Regions from separate parts of the Homo sapiens genome. Here all the other regions are linked to region 1. Evidence: chromatin loops called from intact Hi-C (ENCODE). Cell type or tissue: chondrocyte. All regions are shown on one strand. Each heading gives the region's core, and the rest is flanking DNA. Links, peaks and the distances in the headings are about the cores only. Region 1 overlaps LOC105369435 (a long non-coding RNA gene). Region 2 holds the start of IZUMO1R (IZUMO1 receptor, JUNO). Region 3 has its middle 29 kb from the start of HEPHL1.

Region 1 (7,114 bases), core at 893-5,892:
TTTCCCGAAGCAGTTTCTTTTTTATTTTTTACACAAGCAGATTTTGGGAGAGAAAAAGAAAAACAAAATGTTTTATCATGCCTCCTCCCTTAAAGGGAAGCAGGATTTCATCTGGCAGACAGGATGTGGGGGCTCCAGGTCTTTGGCTCTACTGCTTTACAGCCCTCCTGTCCTAAGAGAAACTTTAGTCCTTCAAAGGCTCCCTGGAGTCTCACCTTTTCCAGAGAGCCTGCCCTTCTTAACTCCAGGGTTCTTTGACAGTTTCCTTCTCGGAAACACACCTATAAGAGTTACCAACAACTAGTGAGTGGAGAAGCACATTTGAGATGATGCAGGAATGATAGGTAACTGTCTGGTGGTGCCTTTAAGGCAGTGGTGCTCAGTCTTGAATTCATTTTGGAATCTTCTGGGCAGCTCTGAAAAATCCCAATGCCAAGACCCAACCCCATTAAATCAGGCACACTAAATCAGAATCTTGGGGGATGAGGCTCAGGCATTCATATTTTTTTTAAAAAGCAGGAAAGATCTAAAATTGACACCCTAACATCACAATTAAAAGAACTAGAGAAGCAAGAGCAAACACATTCAAAAGCTAGCAGAAGGCAAGAAATAACTAAGATCAGAGAAGAACTGAAGGAAATAGAGACACAAAAAACCCTTCAAAAAATCAATGAATCCAGGAGCTGGTTTTTTGAAAAGATCAACAAAACTGATTGATAGACCGCTAGCAAGACTAACAAAGAAGAAAAGAGAGAAGAATCAAATAGATGCAAAAAAAAATGATAAAGGGGATATCACAACTGAACCCACAGAAATACAAACTACCATCAGAGAATACTATAAACACCTCTATGCAAATAAACTAGAAAATCTAGAAGAAATGGATAAGTTCCTGGACACATACACCCTCCCAAGACTAAACCAGGAAGCTGAATCTCTGAATAGACCAATGATAGGCTCTGAAATTGAGGCAATAATTAATAGCTTACCAACCAAAAACGGTCCAGGACCAGATGGATTCACAGCCGAATTCTACCAGAGGTACAAGGAGGAGCTGTTACCATTCCTTCTGAAACTATTCCAATCAATAGAAAAGAGGAAGTCCTCCCTAACTCATTTTGTGAGGCCAGCATCATCCTGATACCAAAGCCGGGCAGAGACACAACAAAAAAAGAGAATTTTAGACCAATATCCCTGATGAACATCGATGCAAAAATCCTCAATAAAATACTGGCAAACTGAATCCAGCAGCACATCAAAAAGCTTATCCACCATGATCAAGTGGGCTTCATCCCTGGGATGCAAGGCTGGTTCAACATACACAAATCAATAAACATAATCCAGCATATAAACAGAACCAACGACAAAAACCACATGATTATTACAATAGATGCAGAAAAGGCCTTTGACAAAATTCAAGAACACTTCATGCTAAAAACTCTCAATATATTAGGTATTCATGGGACGTATTTCAAAATAATAAGAGCTATCTATGACAAACCCACAGCCAATATCATACTGAATGGGCAAAAACCGGAAGCACTCCCTTTGAAAACTGGCACAAGACAGGGATGCCCTCTCTCACCACTCCTATTCAACATAGTGTTGGAAGTTCTGGCCAGGGCAATCAGGCAGGAGAAGGAAATAAAGGGTATTCAATTAGGAAAAGAGGAAGTCAAATTATCCCTGTTTGCAGATGACATGATTGTATATCTAGAAAACCCCACTGTCTCAGCCCAAAATCTCCTTAAGCTGATAAGCAACTTCAGCAAAGTCTCACGATACAAAATCAATGTGCAAAAATCACAAGCATTCTTATAGACCAACAACAGACAGAGAGCCAAATCATGAGTGAACTCCCATTCACAATTGCTTCAAAGAGAATAAAATACCTAGGAATCCAACTTACAAGGGATGTGAAGGACCTCTTCAAGGAGAACTACAAACCACTGCTCAAGGAAATAAAAGAGGATACAAACAAATGGAAGAACATTCCATGCTCATGGGTAGGAAGAATCAATATCGTGAAAATGGCCATACTGCCCAAGGTAATTTACAGATTCAATGCCATCCCCATCAAGCTACCAATGACTTTCTTCACAGAATTGGAAAAAACTACTTTAAAGTTCATATGGAACCAAAAAAGAGCCTGCATCGCCAAGGCAATCCCAAGCCAAAAGAACAAAGCTGGAGGCATCACACTACCTGACTTCAAACTATACTACAAGGCTACAGTAACCAAAACAGCATGGTACTGGTACCAAAACAGAGATATAGATCAATGGAACAGAACAGAGCCCTCAGAAATAACGCCGCATATCTACAACTATCTGATCTTTGACAAACCTGAGAAAAACAAGCAATGGGGAAAGGATTCCCTATTTAATAAATGGTGCTGGGAAAACTGGCTAGCCATATGTAGAAAGCTGAAACTGGATCCCTTCCTTACACCTTACACAAAAATCAATTCAAGTTGGATTAAAGACTTAAACGTTAGACCTAAAACCATAAAAACCCTAGAAGAAAACCTAGGCATTACCATTCAGGACATAGGCATGGGCAAGGACTTCATGTCCAAAACACCAAAAGCAATGGCAATAAAAGACAAAATTGACAAATGGGATCTAATTAAACTAAAGAGCTTCTGCACAGCAAAAGAAACTACCATCAGAGTGAACAGCCAACCTATAGAATGGGAGAAAATTTTTGCAATCTACTCATCTGACAAAGGGCTAATATCCAGAATCTACAATGAACTCAAACAAATTTACAAGAAAAAGACAAACAACCCCATCAACAAGTGGGCAAAGGATATGAACAGACACTTCTCAAAAGAAGACATTTATGCAGCCAACAGACACATGAAAAAATGCTCATCATCACTGGCCATCAGAGAAATGCAAATCAAAATCACAATGAGATACCATCTTACACCAGTGAGAATGCCAATCATTAAAAATCAGGAAACAACAGGTGCTAGAGAGGATGTGGAGAAACAGGAACACTTTTACACTGGTGGTGGGACTGTAAACTAGTTCAACCATTGTGGAAGTCAGTGTGGCGATTCCTCAGGGATCTAGAACTAGAAATACCATTTGACCCAGCAATCCCATTATTGGGTATATACCCAAAGGATTATAAATCATGCTGCTATAAAGACCCATGCGCACGTATGTTTATTGTGGCACTATTCACAATAGCAAAGACTTGGAACCAACCCAAATGTCCAACAACGATAGACTGGATTAAGAAAATGTGGCGAAGGAGGAGCCAAGATGGCCGAATAGGAACAGCTCCGGTCTATAGCTCCCAGCGTGAGCGACGCAGAAGATGGGTGATTTCTGCATTTCCATCTGAGGTACCGGGTTCATCTCACTAGGGAGTGCCAGACAGTGGGCGCAGGTCAGTGGGTTTGCACGAGCCGAAGCAGGGCAAGGCATTGCCTCACTTGGGAAGTGCAAGGGGTCAGGGAGTTCCCTTTCCGAGTCAAAGAAAGGGGTGACGGACTCACCTGGAAAATCGGGTCACTCCCACCCGAATATTGCGCTTTTCAGACTGGCTTAAAAAACGGTGCACCACGAGATTATATCCCGCACCTGGCTCAGAGGGTCCTATGCCCACGGAGTCTCGCTGATTGCTAGCACAGCAGTCTGAGATCAAACTGCAAGGCGGCAGCGAGGCTGGGGGAGGGGCGCCCGCCATTGCCCAGGCTTGCTTAGGTAAACAAAGCAGCCCCGATGCTCGAACTGGGTGGAGCCCACCACAGCTCAAGGAGGCCTGCCTGCCTCTGTAGGCTCCACCTCTGGGGACAGGGCACAGACAAACAAAAAGACAGCAGTAACCTCTGCATACTTAAATGTCCCTGTCTGACAGCTTTGAAGAGAGCAGTGGTTCTCCCAGCACGCAGCTGGAGATCTGAAAACGGGCAGACTGCCTCCTCAAGTGGGTCCCTGACCCCCGAGCAGCCTAACTGGCAGGCACCCGCCAGCAGGGGCACACTGACACCTCACATGGCAGGGTATTCCAACAGACCTGCAGCTGAGGATCCTCTCTGTTAGAAGGAAAACTAACAAACAGAAAGGACATCCACACCAAAAACCCATCTGTACATCACCATCATCAAAGACCAAAGGTAGATAAAACCACAAAGATGGGGAAAAAGCAGAACAGAAAAACGGGAAACTCTAAAACACAGAGCGCTTCTCCTCCTCCAAAGGAACGCCGTTCCTCACCAGCAACGGAACAGAGCTGGATGGAGAATGACTTTGACGAGCTGAGAGAAGAAGGCTTCAGACGATCAAATTACTCTGAGCTACGGGAGGACATTCAAACCAAAGGCAAAGAAGTTGAAAACTTTGAAAAAAATTTAGAAGAATGTATAACTAGAATAACCAATACAGAGAAGTGCTTAAAGGAGCTGATGGAGCTGAAAACCAAGGCTCGAGAACTACGTGAAGAATGCAGAAGCCTCAGGAGCCGATGCGATCAACTGGAAGAAAGGGTATCAGCAATGGAAGATGAAATGAATGAAATGAAGCGAGAAGGGAAGTTTAGAGAAAAAAGAATAAAAAGAAACGAGCAAAGCCTCCAAGAAATATGGGACTATGTGAAAAGACCAAATCTACGTCTGATTGGTGTACCTGAAAGTGATGGGGAGAATGGAACCAAGTTGGAAAACACTCTGCAGGATATTATCCAGGAGAACTTCCCCAATCTAGCAAGGCAGGCCAATGTTCAGATTCAGGAAATACAGAGAACGCCACAAAGATACTCCTCGAGAAGAGCAACTCCAAGACACATAATTGTCAGATTCACCAAAGTTGAAATGAAGGAAAAAATGTTAAGGGCAGCCAGAGAGAAAGGTCGGGTTACCCTCAAAGGGAAGCCCATCAGACTAACAGCAGATCTCTCAGCAGAAACCCTACAAGCCAGAAGAGAGTGGGGGCCAATATTCAACATTCTTAAAGAAAAGAATTTTCAACCCAGAATTTCATATCCAGCCAAACTAAGCTTCATAAGTGAAGGAGAAATAAAATCCTTTACAGACAAGCAAATGCTGAGAGATTTTGTCACCACCAGGCCTGCCCTAAAAGAGCTCCTGAAGGAAGCGCTGAACATGGAAAGGAACAATCAGTACCAGCCGCTGCAAAATCATGCCAAAATGTAAAGACCATCGAGACTAGGAAGAAACTACATCAACTAATGAGCAAAATAACTGACTAACATCATAATGACAGGATCAAATTCACACATAACCATATTAACTTTAAATGTAAATGGACTAAATGCTCCAATTAAAAGACACAGACTGGCAAATTGGATAAAGAGTCAAGACCCATCAGTGTGCTGTATTCAGGAGACCCATCTCACGTGCAGACACACACACAGGCTCAAAATAAAGGGATGGAGGAAGATCTACCAAGCAAATGGAAAACAAAAAAAGGCAGGAGTTACAATCCTAGTCTCTGATAAAACAGACTTTAAACCAACAAAGATCAAAAGAGACAAAGAAGGCCATTACATAATGGTAAATGGATCAATTCAACAAGAAGAGCTAACTATCCTAAATATATATGCACCCAATACAGGAGCACCCAGATTCATAAAGCAAGTCCTGAGTGACCTATAAAGAGACTTAGACTCCCACACAATAATAATGGGAGACTTTAACACCCCACTGTCAACATTAGACAGATCAATGAGACAGAAAGTCAACAAGGATACCCAGGAATTGAACTCAGCTTTGCACCAAGCGGACCTAATAGACATCTACAGAACTCTCCACCCCAAATCAACAGAATATACATTTTTTTCAGCACCACACCACACCTATTCCAAAATTGACCACATACTTGGAAGCTCTCCTCAGCAAATGTAAAAGAACAGAGATTATAACAAACTATCTCTCAGACCACAGTGCAATCAAACTAGAACTCAGAATTAAGAATCTCACTCAAAACCGCTCAACTACATGGAAACTGAACAACCTGCTCCTGAACGACTACTGGATACATAACGAAATGAAGGCAGAAATAAAGATGTTCTTTGAAACCAACGAGAACAAAGACACAACATACCAGAATCTCTGGGACACATTCAAAGCAGTGTGTAGAGGGAAATTTATAGCACTAAATGCCCACAAGAGAAAGCAGGAAAGATCCAAAATTGACACCCTAACATCACAATTAAAAGAACTAGAAAAGCAAGAGCAAACACATTCAAAAGCTAGCAGAAGGCAAGAAATAACTAAAATCACAGCAGAACTGAAGGAAATAGAGACACAAAAGACCCTTCAAAAAATTAATGAATCCAGGAGCTGGTTTTTCGAAAGGATCAACAAAATTGATAGACCACTAGCAAGACTAATAAAGAAAAAAAGAGAGAAGAATCAAATAGACACAATAAAAAATGATAAAGGGGCTATCACCACCGATCCCACAGAAATACAAACTACCATCAGAGAATACTACAAACACCTCTACGCAAATAAACTAGAAAATCTAGAAGAAATGGCTACATTCCTCGACACATACACTCTCCCAAGACTAAGCCAGGAAGAAGTTGAATCTCTGAATAGACCAATAACAGGAGCTGAAATTGTGGCAATAATCAATAGTTTACCAACCAAAAAGAGTCCAGGACCAGATGGATTCACAGCCGAATTCTACCAGAGGTACAAGGAGGAACTGGTACCATTCCTTCTGAAACTATTCCAATCAATAGAAAAAGAGGGAATCCTCCCTAACTCATTTTATGAGACCAGCATCATTCTGATACCAAAGCCGGGCAGGGACACAACAAAAAAAGAGAATTTTAGACCAATATCCTTGATGAACATTGATGCAAAAATCCTCAATAAAATACTGGCAAACCGAATCCAGCAGCACATCAAAAAGCTTATCCACCATGATCAAGTGGGCTTCATCCCTGGGATGCAAGGCTGGTTCAATATACGCAAATCAATAAATGTAATCCAGCATATAAACAGAGCCAAAGACAAAAACCACAGGATTATCTCAATAGATGCAGAAAAGGCCTTTGACAAAATTCAAGAACCCTTCATGCTAAAAACTCTCAATAAATTAGGTATTAATGGGACGTATTTCAAAATAAT
Region 2 (7,114 bases), core at 1,586-6,585, 65 kb before region 1:
TAGCAGAGATGTGAAGACTACTAATAGCTACAGTGGTATTTGTACCAGGTACCATATGTACATCATCTTCCATAAAGCCTCTAAGTGTTATTTTACAAATAATACCAATGAGGCTAAGAGATTTAATAGTTTGTCCTGGGCTATACAGCTGGTAGGGACAGAACATGAGACTGAAGCTCAGGTCTGTCAACTCCACCAAGCCTCCTGTGGTGATAGCCCCTCATCCCACTGTTGTCAGAACAGTCTCCCCCATGTGATTCTCCAGCAGGGGCCTCTGGCTCTGCTCTTGTCCATAGGGAAATAACACCTCCTGTTCCTACTAGCATCCTGGCGGCATCAGCATAAGATCGGGTGAAAGCTCTGGCTGTTAATATAATAACAGGGCATGGCACAGATCTGCTTCCTACCTCCCACCCCAGGCTTCCCACTGGCTGGATCCAGGGCCCCAGGTTTGGGGAGCACTCATAGAAGCAGATAGCCTGGATGAAGTGCTTCCGACAGCCAGGCATCAGCAGTCCACAGTGAAACAGGCTGAAGTTGTAGAGTGGGGATACATCCAGATGGGCTTCCCAGCTTGTCGTGAGGGTGCAGCAGGCATTGTCCTTCCAGGGGATGCACTGAAGGCAGAGGAAGAAACAAAAGGCCCAGGCAAAAGGGGCAAGGATCGGCAAGTGTCTAGGGAAGAAAGGTGGTGAAATGAAAATGTCCCTTAGGAGGCCTGAGCAAGTGGGATGCCTTTAGCTAGTAAGCCCCTACATAAGAGGAACCCTGATAATCTCTCAATATTTACCCAAAGGGCAGAGGCACCTGCACAATGACCCCCTGCCACAGGCTGCTACAGTCCTCTAGAAACACAACTTCTGGGCTCTCAGCTCCTGAGAGGCAGCAGAAGCCTTTTAGGGCAAAGCAGGTAGAAGAGCCCCAGAGAGACCCAGGGGAATCTGGGGTTGCATTGGGTGGGAGGGTCTCATAGGCCAAATGCCAGCTGTGTTCTTCCTCCCATATCCCTGGAAATTGCCTTTAGGAGCTTGGGGAGGGGTCACATAAGTCATATGTTGCCCCAGGACCTGTTGGCAGGAAGGCTTGTTTTCATCTGTGCCGAGTCAACAATGGATCTCTGGGATCACCAGCGGTCCCTGCTTTCCCAGTGGCTAGAGCAGCTCAGAAATGGGAACTTTGAATCGCTTGGCTCTTATGGTCTCAAAAAGGCATAGTCTCTTTCCATCTAGTTGCCTTTGCTTAACTCCTAACCCCAGGAACCAAATGATCAGGGTTGATGAGGTTCGGAGACCATCTTGGCATTTGTGTCCCTTCCCTGATCTTCCCCATCCCATACCCAGGTCTGGCCTCTGTACCTCCTCATAGAGCTTGTCTTCTGGGCTGGGCACTCTCTTGTGGTGTTTGGCATTCATGCAGATGTTGAGCAGCTCGTCCCCAGCCCAGGTGGGCATGACTGTCCACAGCTCTAGCAGGAGCGGCCACCAGCATGCCATGGCCTGCTACAGAGAGACCCATGCTGCACACTTGATGGAAATGACACCCCACTCCACCCCCTTCATCATAGCAGGCACTGGGAAAGGGGGATGGGCTTCAATCTCCCTCAAATAATTGCAACACTCTGGCTGCTCCTAGGACCTTCTTTTGGAGGCAGCATCACAGAATGTCAGGGCAGGTAGAATAATCCTTGGAGGCCTGACACAGTGCTGGAGGCCTTGCTGGCCCTGCAGAGCCAGGGGCATGCCGAGGCATGAGTCAGATAGGAGGAGCCTTCTACATCCAAAGCCTGATCCCCATCACAGGAATGAGGAGGAGGGCCCTTCCTATTTCCAACTCTGTTCTGGGTAGTAGTGGTAATGAGAGGTAGTGGAAAGAGAGACAAAACAAAGCAAAAGGCAGAGGGGCCCCAGGCCTCAAGCACCCAACCTCTTAGGACACAGGGCCCCTCACCTTCATAGCCCAGGAGCCCATGGCTCCCCCAGTCCCCCAAGTCTGGCAGGAGCCTGACCTGGACCCATCATGGTGAAACTGGAAACTTCTAGCCTACCCTGGTCTAAGAGCCTCAAACATCCTGGGGAAGAAGAGCCCAGCCCCCCTCTTCAGAGCCCAACCTCAAGTCCAAATCTAAGGCTGTTCTCTCTCCAGACAACCAGTTTCAAGCTCAGCCATGGCCTTGAATATTTTTAAAGAATCAGATCTGTTAGGTAAAAGGAGGAAAGATGCTGCCCCTTCCAGCACTCTCTTCATACTCACTTTCAAGGCAGGAGCCTTCAGGTGCTCCTGCTCCCTCCTCCCCCTGAGACTATGAGGCTGAGGGGAGTTCCATGTCCCGCCCATTTATTACCCAGTCTGATTTCTACTAGGTCCAGGTGCAGGAGGAGAACTCCACGTGGCTCTCATTAAACAGCATCTGTCTCACCCAGCTCTGCAGGCCTGTGGGTTCCGAGGAAGTTTGCTTCCTCAGAGAAACAGACCCCATCGTAGGCAAGATCCGGGGCTCTACAATAAGTTACCGGGTTCGGCTGTCAGCTCTGCTACTTACTAGCTGGCTGCCCTGGAGAAAATGACTCAAATTCTCTGTCAGTTTCTCTCTCTGTAAAGGAAGTTTTTATTATGGGATTGGAAAAATAAAGAGAAAGTTCATGAACAAAAACCTTGGCATTGTGCCTGGGATAGAGGAAGTCTTAATGGTTTTAAATTTTATTCTTTTATCCTCTCTCCACACGCCCCTCCTATGTTCTGTTCCGTAGCTCTACCTGCCCCTTCACTGTTAGCCAAGCATCAGCTCAGTCACCTGGTGGCTTTTCTGACAGTGTCCTCGCACAGCCCACAGGAACTATGGTCCCTGCTGGAGCACAGACCGAGGACACAGGATGCAGAGATGAAGTGTGGCCTTGGGGACCCAAGAATTTAAACATACAAACAAAGCCAAAGCAAACAAAACAAAGAAAGTCCCTCCATAACCCGCCAAGCAGCCTCCCTTAGCATACAGGAATCGTTGTCCTGTGAAATATTCTACAAGTGTTCTCAGCAGTGATCATATTTGCAAGACTATCCTTTTCAGCTAAGGAGAGATTGGAAACTTGGATAGGATTCTTGGGAGAGTCCCAAAGATGATAAAAATGCTGGAAAAGGAGCATATTTCTTTGTTTTTATAATATGTCCTCTCTTTCTCTCTCTGAAAGAGAAGTAGCTGAAATCACTGAAGTTTTATTGATACAAAGGAAATGAAAACAAAACACTAAAAGCGTTTTTTTAATGGAATAAAATACATTCTGTGGTGTTCAGCTACAACTGATGTGTAAAGCATATACTAATGTTGGAAAATGACATTCTCCACACCTGGGTAATCACAGCCACTGAATGCTGAGCACAAACAAGGAGCCAGGCACTGGCCTGGTACTGTCTACAGGATCTGAGGTCTCAAAAAGACCTCCAATATGAACACCCTCCTTGTTTTAGCTGTGGGGAACTGAGGCTCAGCGGTGAGTAGCAGAGCTGGGATATAATTTCAGGTATTCTCGACTCCCTATCTAATGCTTAAGGACCAGGTGAGGGAGAAACCTCCGGGACTAAAAGAGTAGATACTGCCTGGGTGCCTGGGTCTCAAGTGAGGTCTGCTTTTTTTTTTTTTTTAACGTTAAATGCCATAATGAGGTTGTGCATGTATTGGGAGGCGTGTGTTGGCTTTATTCTAGAACAGTGACAGTTATTAACCCAGTCTCCCATGTCCCCACGTTAAGCAGAGCCTGGAGTCTCCTCCTTAGGGTCAGATACCAAATGGTAATAGCATCTCTATAGCCTGACAGAGGGAGAAGCAGGCTGTCATGTTCTGTTCAGTTCCTCATGAATATTCAGGAAGCTCCAAGCATTGATAAGGTAAGAGATTTGGGGTTTAAGGTTCAGTTTAAAATGGCTGTGGAGGTGCCAGAGCCGAGAATCCAGACATGAATCACAAGAGTAATTATTGAAATGGAAATAGGTCCTCTGACAACTGTCCTTCATAGGGTGTGAAGAAGGACGAAGGGCGGCTTGCTTGATAACAGTCTCCAGGACAAAGCTGTAGGAAATGAGCTAAAATTGCAGCCAGCGCATATGCAGGTGGAGGGAGGGAGGGAGGGAGGGAGGAAGGAATTACCCAGTGAGTGAGGCTGCCTTTCAGAGAACCATCAGGCCGGCCAGCATCTGCTCTCGGGAGATGCAGCTTGAGACCCTTGAGCAAAGCTCATTTTTGCCTTATTGTGACTGAGCCTTCCATAGCAATCTGTTTTCTGACTGAAAGCAGATAAGTCAAAGCTGACTGTAGATGAAGCAATTTGAAGTGGCTGATTCAAGACAATTTTTATTCTAAAACACACACACACACAACAAAACCAACACTTGCGTTTCCAAAAGAAGAGGTACAGCAGCCTTCAGCGGGCTCTGAGGGAGGACAAGGAGGGCAGGGCAGTAGGTGAAGCAACCCAGCCTTGGCTCTGGTTTGGGGCCACTGGAGATGCTGGGCAGTGATGACTTCCTTCCCCTCTCCCATCCTGAGGTCACTCCCCCACTGAATTTGAGAACAGACTACGAAAGTGAAGAGCTAGAGCCAGGAGTCTCCTGGTGAGAATCTGATGTCAGAGGCCAGCCGAAGGGGACTTCAGTGATTCAGAGTTCTTACTGGGTCTCATGAATTCTTCTCACCCCAAACCTGATTGACCATCCTCATGTAAACTCTTAATTGGTTTCTGTCTAGGGAGGTAAATAGGGATATTAATTTATTCTTCACTCTATGTCTATCCAATCGCCGAAGCTGTTGATTTAACTTTCTAAATATCTCTTGAATTCACATCCCTTACTTACTGTCTGGACCATGATCGGCTCTTGCCTCAGTTACTGCAACAACCTCCTAACTAGCTCTCCCACCCTTTTCCAGAGCTTTAATCAAGTAGCAGCCATAATGATCTAATTTCTCAGAATTTTTTTAAATTTGTATAAATTTAAGGGTATAAGTGCAGTTTGGTTACATGGATATATTGCACAGTGGTGAAGTCTGTGCTTTGTACATTGTACTCATTATGTAATTTCTTATACCTCACCCCCTCCCGCCCTTCTGAGTCTCCAACATCTATTATTCCATGCTCTATGTCCATGTGTACACATTATTTAGCTTCCACTTTTAAGTGAGAAAATGCAGTATTTGACTTTTTGTTTGAGTTGTTTTACTTAAGATAGTGGCTTCAGTTCCATCCATGTTACTGCAAAAGATACGATTTCATTCTTTTATATGGATGAATAGTGTATCATTGTATATATTTTACCACATTTACTTTATCCATTCATCTGTTAATGAACACTTAGGTTGATTCCAAATCTTTACTATTGTGAATAGTGCTGTAATAAACATAAGAATGCAGGTATATTTTTCATATAATTATTTCGTTTCTTTTATCAGTATTTTAATTATGAAAGTTTTCAAACATAAAGTTGAGATAATTTTATAGTGAACTCTCTCTCATATGCCCACCACTTAGATTTCACCATTACCATTTTATTATATTTTCTTTATTATATATTTAGCCAACCATCCTTCTCTCTATTCAGGTATCAGTCTTATTATTTTTTATGTATTTCAAAGTAAATTGCAGATATCAGTAAACTGATGTCTTCCTAAGTAATTCAAACATGCATATCATTAACTAGGGTTCAACATTTGTTTGCAGTCTTTGTTTTTCAGAATGATCTTTTAAAAATGTAAAGACAATTATGATGCTCCCATGTTTAAAACCTTTCTAGACCTTAAGGTAAGTCCCAGGTCCTTAACATGGCACACCAGCCCTTTTAAATGTGGTTTTTATTTACTTTTAGATCTTAATCTGTTGTACTTGCTCTCATTGATGCTCTGGGCACTCCTGAGGCCTGACGGCCTGTCATTGTCCTGCCGCTTGCAGGGGCCCCACTTCCAGGGCTGTTCTGTCATAGCCCAGCCTCTGTGTCTAGGGATACATACCCCTCAGCTCTCAGAACTGAAGGCTTCCTGTCAGGGAAGCTTGTATGGCCGTCATGGGCTGGTGAGATGTCTCTTGGAGCTTATGCTGCTGCAGTCATTGCACATACCTCCTGCCCTTGGAAATGAATGCCTGCAGACAGGCTCGACATTGCCTCTTCTGTAAGCAGCTCCAGAAAGACAGTAATAGTCACAGGGTCAAACACAGTCCCTGGCCCAGAGTGCATACTCTGCAATTTGTTGTCTGCAATGAGGAGAAATACCCGAGTAGAATAAAACTGCATTTCTTTTCTTTTCTTTCTTTCTTTTTTTTTTTTGAGACAGACTCTCACTCTGTCGCCTAGGCTGGAATGCAGTAACACAATCTCGGCTCACTGCAACCTCTGCCTCCCGGGTTCCAGCGATTCTCCCACCTCAGCCTCCCTCCCGAGTAGCTGGGATTACAGGTGCACACCACCATGCCCAGCTAACTTTTTGTATTTTTAGTAGAGATGGGGTTTCACCATGTTGGCCAGGCTAGTCTCAAACTCCTGATCTCCAGTGATCCACCTGCCTCGGCTTCCCAAAGTGCCGGGATTACAGGTGTGAGCCACCATGCCTGGCCCAAACTGCATTTCTTAAAAACATAGTTTTAACTCAGACCCTTCTCTAGTTTAACCTGACGTATCCCATCTCTCTTTTCTGCCTCTCTTCTTTCCTGCTGCTGAGTGTAATAGCTCATAACTGAGGTTTGTATGCAGTTTTACAATATGCAATTGTTCTTGATACATTTTCAATCCACCCAGCATCTCTTCCTGGAATACTAATTCAGACACCTCCCTAGTTTAACCTGACCTATCCCATCTCTCCCTTTCTCCTGCCTTCCTTCCTTTCCTCTCTCTCTTCTCCTTTATCATGTGCTCACCTATCCTTTTCTCTCCAACTTAAGGTGACCTCTCCTTTCTCCCTCTCCCCATCCTTCTTCCCATCTCTTCCCTTCTCTCTCTCCTCTCCCTCCCTCCCCTCTCCTCTCTTCCTTCCTATCCCCTCTTTCTTTTCCTTCCCTCCTCTATTCTTCCTCCTTTTAGTTTATAGTGACCTCTCCTCTCAGCCTTTTCTCCCACCCCTCCCCTCCCTGCCTTTCCTCTCTCA
Region 3 (7,114 bases), core at 886-5,885, 250 kb after region 1:
CCAAATCTTTGTTTTTTAGGCCAGTTACCAAAAGGTAAAGAAAAACTTCCTGTACTGTGATTGTTTTTCCTTCTGGGAAGTGCATTTAGATAATCTGGAAGTCAAATATGATGAAAAGGGTACTTGAATTTAATCAGACACAGAAAAATTGTGTCCAGGGTTATGAGTGAACACTGTATTATAGAGGAATGAAAATAACAAAAAAAATCAAATGAACTTTGATATTAAAAATACACTAATACAAAACTGAAAATCTTAGTCTCCTATGTTAGAACAACAAGATTTTCTCAAAGTTTTGATTTACTCTTAATAAAATTACAAAGAGTTTTGATTTTTTTTTTTTAAGACAGGTTCTCACTCTGTTACCCAGCCTGGAGTGCAGTGGTGCACTCCTGGTACCTTGAGCAGGAAAACGCATGGCTCTTAGTAACAACATAGGAGATTTCCTTATTACATTGAACTATTTAGACATATCAAGAAAAGCCAAAGGTACAGAATCAAGTTATGCTAAAGGAAAACATTGTTTTTTAGAGCTTTAAAATAAAACATTTAGTGTCGGGCCATGATAGTAAAGTTAGAACCAGAGAAAACATTACAGGAGTTTATAAAAAGTTTGAAGAAGAGAGTTAACATTTCACCCAATAAAAAGATAAACCTTTTTACAGGAAAAAGAAACAGAAGGCAATGATATATGTAGAATTAAAAAGTGAATGGCCAGGCATGGTGGCTCATACCTGTAATCCCAGCAATTTGGGAGGCTGAGGCAGGCAGACCACTTGAACCAGGAGTTTGAGACCAGCCGTGGTGACATGGTAAAACCCCATCTCTACAAAAAATTTAAAAATTAGCCAGGTGTGGTGAGTCAGAACTGTGGTCTCAGCTACTCAGGAGTTGGGAGGATAGCTTGAGCCCAGGAGGTGGAGGTTGCGGTGGGCTGAGATTGCACCACTGCACTCCAGGCTGGGTAACAGAGTGAGACCCTGTCTTAAAAAAAAAAAAAATCAAAACTCTTTGTAATTTTATTAAGAGTAAATCAAAACTTTGAGAAAATCTTGTTGTTCTAACATAGGAGACTAAGATTTTCAGTTTTGTATTAGTGTATTTTTAATATCAAAGTTCATTTGATATTTAGAAAGACTGTTAAGTAATTTCTTTTATATAGTCAACTTGATCATGTACAAAATTTCTTTCATAAATTCCTGTTTTATGAGCCATATCGTTGTGGCTTACACAGACTATTTACCACATTTTTGGACTTTTTGTTTTGTCCTATACTTTTTAAAATAAACAGTGGTTTTATTTTAGAACAAAAACTTACCATATAATATTTTTCATACAATATTATTCTCTTTTTTAAACTATTTTTATTAAAAAATATATCTTTATATCCATAACTTTTCTACATCTCTCTCTCTCTCTTGCTTACTGGTTTAGTTCTATCTTGTTTTATAAATAACCTTTACATAACCCCTGAAGTAGATAAAATTACTTTTAATAAAAAACACATTGCTATGTATTTTGTATGCTTTTTATTTTAAAACATATCCTATTTTTGGTATACTTTATATAAAAAATTATATATATATCAGTGAGAATTTAAATTTTTAGTGAAAACCTGGGAAGCAAGAAATCTTGACTTCTCTATCACATACTGGTATTTATAGATGAGAACCATTTTATAATTTTTAGAAACATATTTCCTTATAACATAATTTTTAATTGGAAATGACCCAGACATTTAATGAGTATCTTATTTAACATAACTCTAAGATTTAAAATTACATTAAAATTTATAAACATTTGCTCCATTTATATTTACCTAATTTATTTAATTATTTAATTTATTTAATTTATTTAATAACTAGATTACTTATAAGAACTGAGGTATTAGACAAAGTTAGTCATTATTTTATTTTTCTGTTAACCAATTTTATAGCCTGTAAATATCAGGTGTTTACTTAAGTACGAACTTTAAATATGCAGGCATGTTGTCAATGACTTAGAAAATACAGCTGTTTTTATTAAACCAACAATACTAAATAAGTCTTACCTACCAAAAAATTACACAAAGATTATTTTGTTATTTTCTGGGTTTATGATTTTGTAACTTTTATGTTAAACCCTGACACCTTAAAATATCTATCAGAGACAAACATAAAACTGTCTGACTAATAAATCCAGGCAAAAATATAGGTCAACAATTTTAAAGTTATTTTTATTTTACCAAAAGTTTTATAATTAGTTTAGTAAAGATTTAAGTCATGTGAACCTGGAAAATATTTGGGCTTACTAGTTTCTGAGCATTTATTTATTCATTCATTCATTCATTTAATTAGTATTATTGTTTTTAGAGGCAGGGTCTTGCTTTGTCACCTAGGCTGGAATGCAGTGGTGTGATCATAGCTCAATGCAGGTTTGAGCTCCTGGGCTCAAGAGATCTACCTACCTTAGCCTCCTAAGTAGCTGACACTACAGTTGCACACTACAACCCCCAGCTAATTTTTAAATATTTTGTAGATACAGGGTCTCACCATCTTGCCTAGGCTAGGGTCAAACTCTTGGGCTGAAGTGATTCTCCCATTTGGCCTCCCAAAGTGCTGGGATTATAACATGAACCTAGTCAACTTGCTACCATATAGACATGACATATAACATAATGCATATTGTATTAGTCCATTCTTGCATTGCTATAAAGAACTACTTGAGATTGGGTAATTTATAAAGAAAAGAGGTTTAATTGACTCACAGTTTCACAAGCTTTACAGGAAGCTTGGCTGGGAAGGCCTCAGGAAACTTAAAATCATGGCGAACAGGGAAAAGGAGGGAGGCACATTTTACATAGCAGGAGGAAGAAAAAGAAGGAAGAGGTACTACACACTTTTAAACAACCAGATATTATGAGAACTCACTCACTATCATGAGAACAGCAAGGAGAAAGTCCACCCCCCATGATCCAATCATCTCCCACCAGGCCATTTTTCCAACACTGGCGGTTACAATTTGACAAGAGATTTTTGTTCTCTTTGTTCATTTTGTTTTAAATTTAAATGTGCTTTGCCATTTTCAGAGAAGAAAATGTGTGCATTGTGAAATTTCAAAGTTTCTGCCTAAGAGGTGTATAGGAGCCAAGGGAATAAGCAGAAAGGAATGAGTTTAGATAATAGGTAGAAGGAGTGGGAACAGTTGGAACTTTAGAGGCTTTTGGGTGCTATTGGAAATAAGTCTCGCATTTAATTTGTGTTGTTCTAAAACCAATTTTTTTTCAATTTTGTATGTAAAGATGTTGTTTTAGCCACGTCTAAAACATCCCCACTCTGGCTATTATTGCTTATAACCATCCCAGTTTAGGTTAGTCCACTTATTTAAGTAGAAGGACTGTATATATTTTATGTAAACCCAGCTGGTGCATCCTCAGCCTTAGATGACCCATTTTCTGTTTTGGTTGTTTTGAGTGAGACAAGCTATGTAGTGGAGCAAAAGTGTCCTCATGTGACCATTAAGGAAAAGGTATCTTGCCCCAAGCCTCCTGGAAAACAATTTACAGACTATTTTAACCTGTCTTAGAATTCAACAAAAACCCTTAGGTTGAATTCGTAGCAGTAACTCTCATTCCAGGAGAGTCATTGTACTTCATAGCCAAACAGGAGACTAGCTTCAATAAACCAGGGCTTTGGCTAAGACAGGACATTCATTAATTTTGGGAAGAACTCATCTGTAGCATCCAGCAAGGGAATCCAAGTTTGGAAATGCAATGAATTCATTTCTGTTACCTGCACAAAGGTTGGAAATTGGCTGGGTTGTCCGGGGAGGTCATTCCAAAATCCTGCCCATGACACCATTTTGTTGACCAAAATTAAGGCTTTTAAGGCATAAATAATATGATTAAGGTTTATTGGAAGCCAAATGTGTAGATCAACTCAGGAAGTCACACCAACAAAGTTAAGGATGCTTTGAAGTCTATTACAACTTGGCTTTTTTTTTTTTTTTTTTTGAAACAGGGTCTTGCTCTGTTACCCAGGCTGGAGTACAGTGGTGTGATCTTGGCTCACTGCAACCTCCACCTCCAGGGTTCAAGCAATTCTCGTGCCTCAGCCTCCTGAGTAGCTGAGATTACAGGTACACACCACCACACCTGGCTAATGCCCAGCTAACTTTTATATTTAGTGGTGATGGGGTTTCACCATGTTGGCCAGGCTCATCTTGAACTCCTGACCTCAAGCTATCTGCCCGCCTCAGCCTTCCAAAATGCTGGGATTACAGGCATGAGCCACAGCACCCAGCCCAACAACTTGAAATGTTTTAATAAGAAAGTTTAGGAGAAGCGGGTCTCCTCATATCAGAGTTGTCCTTTTTCATTGGAAGGTATAATTCAGAGGTTACGTTCATTGGTTACAGATGACAACACATAGGCTAAAATGTTCTATGTGGAATGGAGGACATTCACATAGAATCGTGAAGTTTACACTCAGTAAAACTTCATAATTTAGAAAGAAGTAAGTGTCCTTTTCCATGTCAGTAGGTTATGTATTAATCAGTACACCAACAGTTTGAGAAAATTATAAGATATTTTACCTGGGGACAGGATGTAAGCCATGAATCATAAGACCTTCCCCAGCAGTAAATCTGGAACTGTTTTAAGTGTGATCTGTAGGTTATCACTATAATGAGTATTTCAGGGATTTGGATCATGTTTGTGTCATTAATGAAATGGAAAAAGCAGAATACGAAGCCTAAAATGAGAGTTCAAATTCAGTTTGAAAACATCTAGAGTCCCATTGATATCACCAGTAAAATTATCAAACATTCTAGTTCTGTGTCTATCTGCTTAGTAAAGCTTTTGTTGTACCTCCTAAGAATTTTATATTTTTTTGTATTTTAGAAATGTCCATTGCTGCATTCCCAGACACTTTACTTGCACCACGAGTCTATCACTTATCATTTCCTTTGGGTGGATTGTCATTTAACTTGTGAATGAAAAAAATCTCTTAAACTATACTATTATTGAATGAAAATATTAAAGTTGTATCTGTAAGAAACATTTAAGGAGAAGATATATTAGTTTTTAATGGTATCTTATATATTTATATATATGAAAGAACAGAAGTGATTAAATATCATTAATTATACCACCATGTGTTTAGAAAAGTAAGAAGCAGTTAAGTGTTCACATCAATGACAGCATCTAAGAGGTTTTGCTTTGTGGAGTAAATGTATGTCCTGGAATCATTTTGGTAGTGTTTCAGTAGTGTCAACTGTATTTTCCTACCTGTTCAGATTATTACCGTGAACCTTTTCCTGCAGTTCATTTTATTTATTTATTTTTCTGAAAGTCGCCTATAAAATACACTAAAACTTATTCTGACTCCCTCAGCAGTTCTTTTTAAACACAAATTAATAAATTCCAAAAAAATTACCACCTAAAAAAAGAAAGAAAATATATACAACATGAGAGACACAGTCACTTTCTACAAAAACAAGTATTGCTGCCATTACCTTAATAAGTACTAACTGCAGTTTTAAACCCTAAGAGAAAAGACAGAAGAGCAGACAATGGCAAGCCTCCATTTCTTGTAACAGGAAAGCAGTCAGGATCTACCTATGTTCCCCAAAAGTCATATGTAAGAATGCTCATGGCAGTACCAGAAACAACCCAAATGCTCTTTATACAATGGGTAAAAACATGGAGGTAGAGTTGTACAATGAAATGTGACACAGCAATAGAACATACACAATAACAAGCGTATTGTTGAGTACAAAAAAGCCAGAAACAATGTTCAGTTTCCATTACACATGAATAAAAAAACAGGCTAAACAAATATATAGTGTCGGAAGTCAGAGTGGTGCTTATCCTGGTGGAAGTGGGTGAGAAGTGACCTGAGAAGTGACCAGTAATGAACATGAGGGACTCTTCTGGGCTGTGGGTAATTTTCTGTTTCTTCATCTTAGAGCTGATTACACAGGTGTGTTTGTGAAAATTCAAGTTGCACACTCATGGTTTGTGCTGTTCTCTGCATGCATGTTATACGTCAGTAAAAAGTTTATTAAAACAAACCAATAGAATCACTAGGAAATGTCTGAGGTCTGAGCTCTAACTTCTTAGAATCCTGCTCATAGCTTCTCCGTGGAATCTAGAGAAGGCAGGATCTAGAGCTTCTCTGTCCAGTATGGTAGCCACTGGCCACATGTGGTTTAGAGCACTGGAAATGTACCTAGTCTGAACTGAGATGTGCTGTAAGTATAAAATGTAAAGGCTCAGTATGAAAAAAGAATATAAAATATCTACTTTGCAACCGTGATGTGCTGAAAAATTTTTTAAATAATAAAAATGATTTTTTAAAAAATCTTGATAATTTTACATTGGTTACATATTGAAATGATAATATTTTAGCTATATTATGTTAAAGAACACATACTAGTAAAATTAAAATTAACTTTGTTTCTTTTTACTTTTTTAATGTGACTACTAAACTTTTATATATGTGGCTGACATTTGTGGTTCTAGAGCCTCCACTCCTTCTGAGACTTGAAATTGTGACTTTATCATATGCTTACAGACAGGAATGAAGTTAACCCACAAAATAACGCTAAATCTATGGTTATAACTTTTGTCACACTCTAATATGGTTCACAAAATATTCCTGGCCCCATTTTAAGCTTGAAAGCTAAGGATAAATTATTTGCCTTGGAATGTGGAGTCCTTAAAACGTAAGAGTTAGACTCCTAGAAGCTGAGGCTGTTATTCTCTGCTTGCCCACACCAAATTCATTCTCCACTCTTCATACTCAGTCCCAGCTCTTCCTGGGCTCCAGTAATTATTTTTTTCTACCATCTCTTTGGCTCTGACAGAGGTCATTGCTTCTCATGTTGCTAGTCTTTGGTGCCTCAACTTCTCTAGTTTGTTCCTTGTTTTGCCATGCCGCTGTAAGTAGTCCTTTCATTAAAGTCTCTGCATGCAAACCCTCTGCCAGGATCCAACCAGGCTGATAGGACCTTTTCGTCATTTCACCCTGTGCAGTAAACCTACTCCAGTATCTCTGATAGATGGCCGTTTGGCCTCTGCTTAAACATTTGACAAACCCAGCACAACAGCAGTCCCTTTTCCTTATTCTCCCAT

What was found. Hi-C counts contacts between places; a loop is a spot of excess contacts. Peaks named below come from ENCODE experiments on the same cell type or tissue, not always from the same donor. Only the 100,000 strongest peaks of a DNase experiment are listed, where the experiment ranks them.
Region 2: it touches region 1 in a loop (2.9-fold over the local background); 1 of 110 quality-filtered maps calls a loop at or near these places.
Region 3: it touches region 1 in a loop (4-fold over the local background); 1 of 110 quality-filtered maps calls a loop at or near these places.

The regions. Positions count from the first base shown.
Region 1 is chr11:94,234,675-94,241,788 of GRCh38, reverse strand. All of the region lies in intron 3 of LOC105369435 (a long non-coding RNA gene), which reads right to left. Among named protein-coding and RNA genes, the nearest start is that of IZUMO1R, 66 kb to the left of the region's middle. RefSeq lists enhancers at 3,105-3,649, 2,895-4,094, 3,650-4,195. In chondrocyte, for the core only: no CTCF peak of the experiment used is centred there; DNase peaks (open chromatin) are centred at 3,408 and 3,968.
Region 2 is chr11:94,300,016-94,307,129 of GRCh38, reverse strand. IZUMO1R (IZUMO1 receptor, JUNO) reads right to left here and starts at 2,550. Exons shown (of 5, transcript NM_001199206.4): 1 at 2,251-2,550; 2 at 1,356-1,499; 3 at 408-617. The coding sequence starts at 1,493. In chondrocyte, for the core only: no CTCF peak of the experiment used is centred there; no DNase peak of the experiment used is centred there.
Region 3 is chr11:93,988,966-93,996,079 of GRCh38, reverse strand. No RefSeq gene overlaps it. Among named protein-coding and RNA genes, the nearest start is that of HEPHL1, 29 kb to the left of the region's middle. In chondrocyte, for the core only: no CTCF peak of the experiment used is centred there; no DNase peak of the experiment used is centred there.